Linked DNA regions of Homo sapiens: region 1 is linked to region 2. Evidence: chromatin loops called from intact Hi-C (ENCODE). Cell type or tissue: mammary epithelial cell. All regions are shown on one strand.

Evidence for each region. Peaks named below come from ENCODE experiments on the same cell type or tissue, not always from the same donor. Only the 100,000 strongest peaks of a DNase experiment are listed, where the experiment ranks them.
Region 1: it touches region 2 in a loop (3-fold over the local background); 1 of 110 quality-filtered maps calls a loop at or near these places.

Annotation. Positions count from the first base shown.
Region 1 is chr13:50,282,503-50,286,502 of GRCh38, reverse strand. The region is part of intron 2 of DLEU1 (deleted in lymphocytic leukemia 1); the gene reads right to left. Among named protein-coding and RNA genes, the nearest start is that of DLEU2, 160 kb to the right of the region's middle. In mammary epithelial cell, no CTCF peak of the experiment used is centred here; no DNase peak of the experiment used is centred here.
Region 2 is chr13:49,974,507-49,978,506 of GRCh38, reverse strand. No RefSeq gene overlaps it. Among named protein-coding and RNA genes, the nearest start is that of MIR3613, 20 kb to the left of the region's middle. RefSeq lists a silencer at 1,520-1,814. In mammary epithelial cell, a CTCF peak has its summit at 1,662 (motif pointing left); DNase peaks (open chromatin) are centred at 1,686 and 2,006; H3K27ac peaks cover 448 bases.

The DNA of each region.
Region 1 (4,000 bases), 310 kb before region 2:
GCTCAGCACAGCAGGTTGGTTTAATTACTTTTCTTACCAACTGGGTGGAGAAATATTTCATCTGGATTCTCTGTGGAGTGCTTTATTTGGTAATTGGTCTAAGAACAGAGGAGGAAACAAATCTCTTTTTGGCAGGATCTGGGGCCTCAAGGTAGAATCTCTGGGAGTCCTATTTTTAAACAGAGAGGATGCAGGCAAGACATTGGTGAGGCTGTTGGGCCATCTGAGTGGTACGACTGCTCCAGGGGCCTGCATGGGGACATGTAGTAATATATTCAAGGGGGAACGGAGTAATAGCCATCATTGAGGATATAATTGATTTCAGGAGGTGACTAAAGGTCATAGGAGACAAGACCACTAAACTAGAACCTTGGACTCGAAAAGAAGAAATGTGACTGAAAATAGTGAGAATAATGTTTCTGTGTGGTTCATGCACTGGGTTTAAATGTAATTCGAAAGTTGAAGTTTGAAAAATGGTTTGAATACTAAGCACTAAGTAGGCACCCCTCAAAAATGTTATTGTCCTAATCACCCAACAAAGAAAGCATTGTTGGACTAGGTATATAACTTTGCAGGGTCAGTGTTCTAAATAGCAATACTGATATAAATAGATAAATTATGAAAATTTTAGTCTTTAAATTGTTTGCTGACTATAATCTGATTGTCTTCATGCCCAGAGAAAAATAAATAAATATAATAAGAACTATCGGAAAGTACTTTTTAGACCTTCAGGTATGGGCACTATTACATTCTAGTTTTGATCTACAAGTATGAATATTATCAAATAGTTGGTCAATGGTTGTTGATTTGAAATTTTTCATGTAGCATCATTCAGAGGGTATAAGCAGTATAACCAGATCCCAGAAAGGCTTAGTAACAGTACAAGGGAAACAATCCTAGAGGTTTTTATTAATTGAAAGTTCCATATGTGTCAGCAGAGTTTCATGGTTGCCAAAAAAAAGGTAATGAAATCTCAGGCTTCAGAAACTAAAGTAGAGTGTTCATTGTAATGTGGGCCCAGTCATGCTCAAATGCGCACTGATAAGGAAACCTGGACTCTCGTGTTCACTTCTGGACAAACTAAAGCACAGTAGAGTGACTAGGATAGTAAGGGGAACAGAATGCACAGAATATGAAGAACAATTACAGAACTTAAGAAAACTTCACTTGGAGAAGAGAAGTCTTACGGGACATTTGATGATGCACCAATATCTGCAAGGTTAAAGGAAGAAGAGAAATTAGATTTATTGTCTTCCTCCTCTTCAAGAGGAAGAATCAGGACCAATGGATAAATGTTATAAGAAGTAGATTTGAGCCAATATAGAAAGTATTCTGAAAATTAAAGTGGTCCAAAAATGGATTGAGCTTCCTGGTGAGATAAAGAGGGGCCATTACAGGAGGTGTTTAGGTAGAAAATGCATGACTATTTATCAGAACTATTGTGGGAAGGACTCTTGCATCACAAAGAGGATTGGCCTGGAAGATATCTAAGGACATTTTGCAATTCTTATAGTCCTTGATTCTAAGTATTATCTGTGATTCCTAATGCACTTGCTGTATGGACACATATGCTTTGCACAGGTAGATTTATCCAAATTCATTAAAAATAGTGTGACCCTGCCACTGGGAGAAAAATAATAATCTGTTACTTACTTCCTGAACTAACTGCTATTTACCACCTATCATTATGAAACTTTCTTGTGGGTTTTCAGTTCAGTCTTAGTACTAAATAGGAAGTAACTGAAATATTAGTTGAGTTGGATATTTAGAGGTTATTGGCAAACACTTACTGTGCACATATTACATGTTCAGCACTGCATCCACCCGACACATGCAAAAATGAATAAGGCATAGTCTCCACTCACAAGACGCTCATAGTCTAAAAGGTCAACTCACACCTAAAGAGAAATATAAGATACTCAGTAGCAAGCCAGAAGCCACAGAGTCTAGAAAAGTGGGTCTTAGTCCCACCTAGTTTAAGGGAAGACTTTCAGGACAGAATGATAGTTTATCCAGTAAGAGTTGGCCAAATAAAAATAGGAAGGGTATTCCAGAGAGAAGGATCTTTGTGAAGTGCAGAGCAGCAGAGTATGAAGGAACCACTAGAGTATAATGCATCAGGTGTCAAGCAGGGAGGGTGGAAAATAAGACTTCGGACAGAGAGAGAAGGCAATGTACAAAGGGCTCATACACTATTGCTTAGGAGTTTGTGGAGCAGCACAAGACTGCAGTCAGAAAAATAACAAAGTTAGATCTGCATTTTAGGTGGAATAATCCAGCTAGAATGCCAAAGACGGTAACTGAAAATTTGTAAATAATTTGGTGCAGTTTGAAGTTTTGTTCACATGTATTGTCAAAAGTTTGGTTTTTTTTAATTCCACACAAATTAAATCCTTTGTTAAGCACACATGCCTTCTAAATGAAACACATTTACAAGAAAAGCAACTCCTCATGTTGGCCTTTCTGTAATCTACAGCTCTCTCTACTTCCTACTTCATCCATTTCTCCCAGGAATTGGAAGGTTGAATCAGAAACAGCTCTTTCTTATTCATCTTTTTCAGAAATACATTTGGAAACTGCCATTCATCATCCTCAACCTAGAAAACAAAAAGATAGAAGCAGAAACCTGTCCTTCAAGAAACAAATGTGCAGGAGGGAATTTTTTTTTTTTTTTTTTTTTACTGATAAAAAGCTACCTCTAGTTTTTTCAAAATGTTCATATCACCCTGGGCTGGCAGGGAAGGAGAAACCTAAAATCTGAGTTACTGTTAAGAGACAATTGTTCCCAAAGCTGATAATTTTTTTTTAAGCCAGAGCAAGATAATGATGTTGTCATGCAACTTAAAGATCAACTCTGTACATCACTGAGACAAAACTTGCTCTTCCTGTCAAGGTCCTCCATGGAAAACAACAGAAGTAAGACTCGTGCTGTCTCTATCTCATTTCCTTGGAATGAAAGTCGTCTTTTGTTTAGCATACGCACTGCAACTCTATTATCCTCCTGCTTCCATCCTTGACTATACAATATTGGTGACAGTCCATTTTCCGGCACCTGTTATAAAACAGATGCATTCCCCCCACCATTTAATTCAGTTAATGTTCCTAACAGTTTTGTGCAAAGTATCTCAGTCAGGTTCTCCACACGAAGTTTCTCAAAAGTGTACACATGTGAATAACACTAAACTAACTTCTACTTCCATATAATTCTGTCACAAGGTCACACAAAAAAACTAAACAGAAAAAAAAAATCCAGCTTCTGGGAGGGCTGCAGTTTTGCAATCATTTGCAAATAGTCCATAAGTCTCATCAGAGCTTGCTTCACTGTTAAATCAGGTCAAACAAGAAGAAAACTATGACGGTAGCAGGGCTGTTCAATAAGGGCAGATTCTTCATCCTCCTTTTGTATCTCTAATCCCCAAACTCTATTATTTCCACACAAAGGTTTAATAATTTGGAGCTATGGGAAGTCCTAAAATTTTGCTACTACATCTATCCAACATAGTCTAAGAACCTGCCTTTTGGAATCTCTTACACTAAAGGGCACTTTTCATCATAAACAGATCTTCCACTTAAGGTGACAAAATTTCACATGAATTCTCCCAGGCACAGGAAGAAATCTGCAATCTAGGGAGTAAGCACAGGCAGGACGTGCGGGAGAGCTGGACACAGCCCTGGCCCTGTCATGAGCTTAGCTGTGTGAACATGGACAACTCAGTCTCCTGAGTCCTCAGTGCCTTCACCCGTACCAAGGAGATTTGGACAAGCCACCTTTAACGCCATGCCCAGGCTTAGAATCCCATTAGGGCAATGACACGTGTTCTTGCCTGAGAAAATCTGTCTCAAGTTATAGGAAAAATGGAGGAAAACAGAAAAGACATTTTAAAAAATAAGAAGATAAGCAACCAGTAGAGGCAGATGACATCAGATAGGGTATCACCAAAGAAAGCAGAAATATGCTTAAACATTGTATGAGAAGCAAACAAGTGAGGAGTAGAGAAGA
Region 2 (4,000 bases):
CGCCCCTGAAGCCAGGGCCTCTTTTCTTCAAGGCCACCCCCCAACTCATCTCAGGCTGAGGCTCCTCTCTTGAGGCCATATCCCATGGTAGCATTTCTTTGAGGGCTGCTTTTCTGCCGTTTTTCTCCCCAGGTAGGGCCTCTAAAACCGATGGAAGTGAAGTGCTACACCTCAGAGCTGCTTTAGCCCTTAGAGCTGGCCAGGGTCTGAGTGGGCCTCTCACAGGGCCACAGGACTGCCCTTTCCCCCAGCATGCCTAGAAGCTGAGACCACTCACACCACATGAACATGCTATCCTTGTTCCTCTTTCCTGCCAGCCTCAACACAACCAGAATACAGCCCAATAATGGCTGCCTACAAATGGGAGGCACCCAGGGAAGGGAGGGGGTGCTGATTAAGAACCAGCCTGGAGGAGGATCATGGTTTCTCTGAAACAAGAAGGAGGTGAGGGTTGATGCGGAAGGTATATTAGAAATGCTTCAAGCACTTGATGCTTTGAGGGTTTGGGGATTTGAGTTTGGGTTTGTTTTTTAAGCTTAACAATGTGAAAAAGATGTCAAATAACTTTTCTGAACTGTGGCAATCAGAGCCTTGTCCAGAATCATAACTTAATGGCTTTTTGGCTCTCAATTTGATGGTCAGTTTGGCTAACCAACACTTTTTAATTCTGTGTTATTTATTACTCAGTTGATCCCCCCCATAATATGTTAAAAGCCTACTTCCAACCTGTTAAAATGTACCCTTGGAGTGCTGTCCAGATTCACCATTAAAATAGTGTCTTTCCAGTCTTATGTATTTTATTCAGCAGTTACTACAGTACTTTTTTTTTTTTTTTTGACAGGATCTCATTCTGTTGCCCAGGCTGGAGTCCAGTGGTGTGATCACAGCTCACTGAAGCTTTGACCTCCTAGGCTCAAGCTATCTTCCTGCCTCAGGCTCCTGAGTAGCTGGGACTATAGGCACATGCCACTATACCTGGCTAATTTTTAATTTTTTGTAGAAACTGGGTCTCGCTATGTTGCCCAGGCTGGTCTCGAACTCCTGGGTTCAAGCATTCCTGACACTTTGGCCTCCCAAAGTGCTGGGATTACAGGCATGAGATGCCATGCCTGGCCATATTTTTATTTTTAAATCTTTCTATTTAAATAAGGAGAGGGAGAGAGAGAGAAAGCTCTAGGTGCATTTTTTCCAAATGGACACCTTGCCATGTTTTCAACACACATCTAAAGCCTGAATTGAGAGTATAATTTTTCTGTAGATACATCACCTTGAGGAATTTTATAAACTTCAGTTTCCTCATCTGAGAAATGAGGTAGTTGGATTAGATGAACTGGCTCATCAAGTGAGTATAAGGAGCCTTCCAAATTTAAGAATTATTAACATTTCCCGGAAGACTAACCAGGCAATTTTTCTTCTTTAGGTTTGACTTTCTGAGATGTCATGGCTTAGTATTCTTTAAGCAAATTCTGGAATGTTCTTGTCCCTTTGGAATAATTGTAATGTGGATTTGTTCTGTGCAACTGATGATATTCTAATGTGTTTGGGCAGGTTTAAGTCTAAATTTCCAAAGTCTCACACCTGTGGTTTTACCAAAAAGGTACTGCTCAAGGAAACCAGTGATGGGCAAAGGATGCATGGTATAGCTATGATGCAAGAGCGCCCTCTGCAGGCCATGCGAAGATGAGTCTCTTTCTTAAAGGGTAGCTTTTCCGCTCTTTGTGTAGAGTACAACCCTTCCCTTCCTCCTGTAGCATTCTCATCAAGAAACATTTGTTTAGTGCTTACCCTGAGCTAGGCACAGTGTGCTTAGGGCTGGGAACACAAAAATAAAAGCATCCTAGGCTTAAAGGATCTCACGGTCTAATGGGGTACATCCCAATCAGATCATTATAATGCAACCTGAGAGGTGTGTCACTGGAGCTGTGCCTCATGTCCCCATTAGTTTGCAATCACAAGTTGCACACAAGAGCCGAAATCAAACTGTACAGTACAATGCTTTTTTGTTAGGAGAGAAGGACTGGTGACTCACCCTAGCATTTTCTCTTTGCACAGAAACAGATGCCCTGCCCAGAAGCAACACGGCTAATGGGTGCCACCGTGGAGACCCAGGCAACCTGAGAGTAGTCCTGACAGCCAGACCTCCAGGGTGGAAATGGGAAGGTCTACAGAGAAAGGTCAGGATTTAACAGGGAAATGGAGGAGGGCAAGAATGGGGGTCAGGAGGTATCTACGCATTTTGATATGAAATTAAGAAGTTCATTTAAAATATACAACCAAGGCCCGTGACACTTTTTGTAACAAGATTCTAGCTTATCTTCCCACTAGATTTTGTTGGACTTTTTTCAAATTGTATCTGATTGTGTTTTTCAAACTAGGCCAGGAGGGCCCCTCAACTTCTAAAATACAAAAATTCTTTCTGCTCCTCTTTTCAAATCTTCTCAGATTCTGGACACACCCAGAAATTCCATGTGCCTTTTTACTCCCTTAATCCTGTTAACTTTTTGTCTCTTCTTAGCAATGACTTCCTTTCATTTTAGAGAAAGTTCTGCTGGTAACATACTGTATAAGCCAGGAGAGAAAAAGAACTTGAAAGAGGAACACATTTTTCTTCATTTTTTTTTTTTCAAAAAAGGTAAGGGAAAAAAATAAAGGAAGTGGAGAAATATACTACTCAGTACAGTTGTCAAACAAATTTCTTGGAACCATGGCCTACAAGAATACCTATCTTAACTGCATTGCACTAGAAACCACATTTTCATATTCCTTTTGTGATAATTCTAAGATAATGAATTAGATGTTAGCCATTGTTTTCCAGAATAGAATTTCTGGAGTTACTGGTAGTTCAGGGAATTTTAGTCACAAGATATATATTTTCTGTACCTTTGTGTGTGTGTATATGTGTGTATGCATATATACTTATATACATGCACATATATACACATACACACAAACATGCATGTGCTATAGCTTTTGAATGGAGATATATGTGTGTGTACACACACACACATTCATTCATTCATTTATATCATACAGCTTCTCTGAAGAGCAACAGGAGAAAAATGCAGGAAATATAAAGGCAACCTGGGGTCAGTCCTATGCAGTGAGCTCTTTGAGGTCTCCATCAGAAATAAAAGATTTCAGTCTTTTTTGGCTGGGCACAGTGGCTCACACCTGTAATCCTAACACCTTGGGAGGCCAAGGTGGGAGGATTAACAAAAAATACAAAAATTAGCCGGGGGTGGTGGTGGGAGCCTGTAGTCCCAGCTACTTGGGAGGCTAAGATGGTAGGATCACCTGAGCCAGGGAGATGGAGGCTGCGGTGAGCCATGATCGCACCACTGCACACCAGCCTGGGTGACAGAGTGAGACCCTGTCCTAAAAAAAAAAAAAAAAAAAAATCAATCTTTTCATAGTTATTCAAATTAAAACAACAAAATAGAGATGTGAAGACTTGGCTCAGGAAGATTCAGTCATCTCAACAGTCACTGTAAAGAACTGCCATCAGACTCCTTTTGACTCTAAATGGCAAAGGATACCAACACTGTTCTTCCTAGGAAGCTAATCTATAGTTAAAATAGGCACATTGCATAGCTCTGTGTATCTACAGTGTTGTAATTGTCTAACAGAGTGGAGATACTAAATGTACTCAGTGCATAAAACACATTTTATTTAAAATAGAGAGGAAATTCCTGAGGGAACAATAAAATCAAGGATGTTACAGTAATTTCATGAGCCATCCAGATATAATTACCAACAAATAAAAATAAAATATTTCATAATGCTCTGTTTTATTTAAATATTGGCTTATAAGGCATTGTTCTGTTATTTTCTTTGGTTAAAACAAAGTTTTTAAAATCAATATCTCATACTTGTTAGTATGTATTAGTGGGAAACCTTTATAATAAAGTAATTTTATGTGCAAAAGCTGCCTAGTTTCCAGCTCTGGGGCATTCCGGGAGCACAAACCTCAGGGGCATCATTATGGCCCAAAAAACCTGGG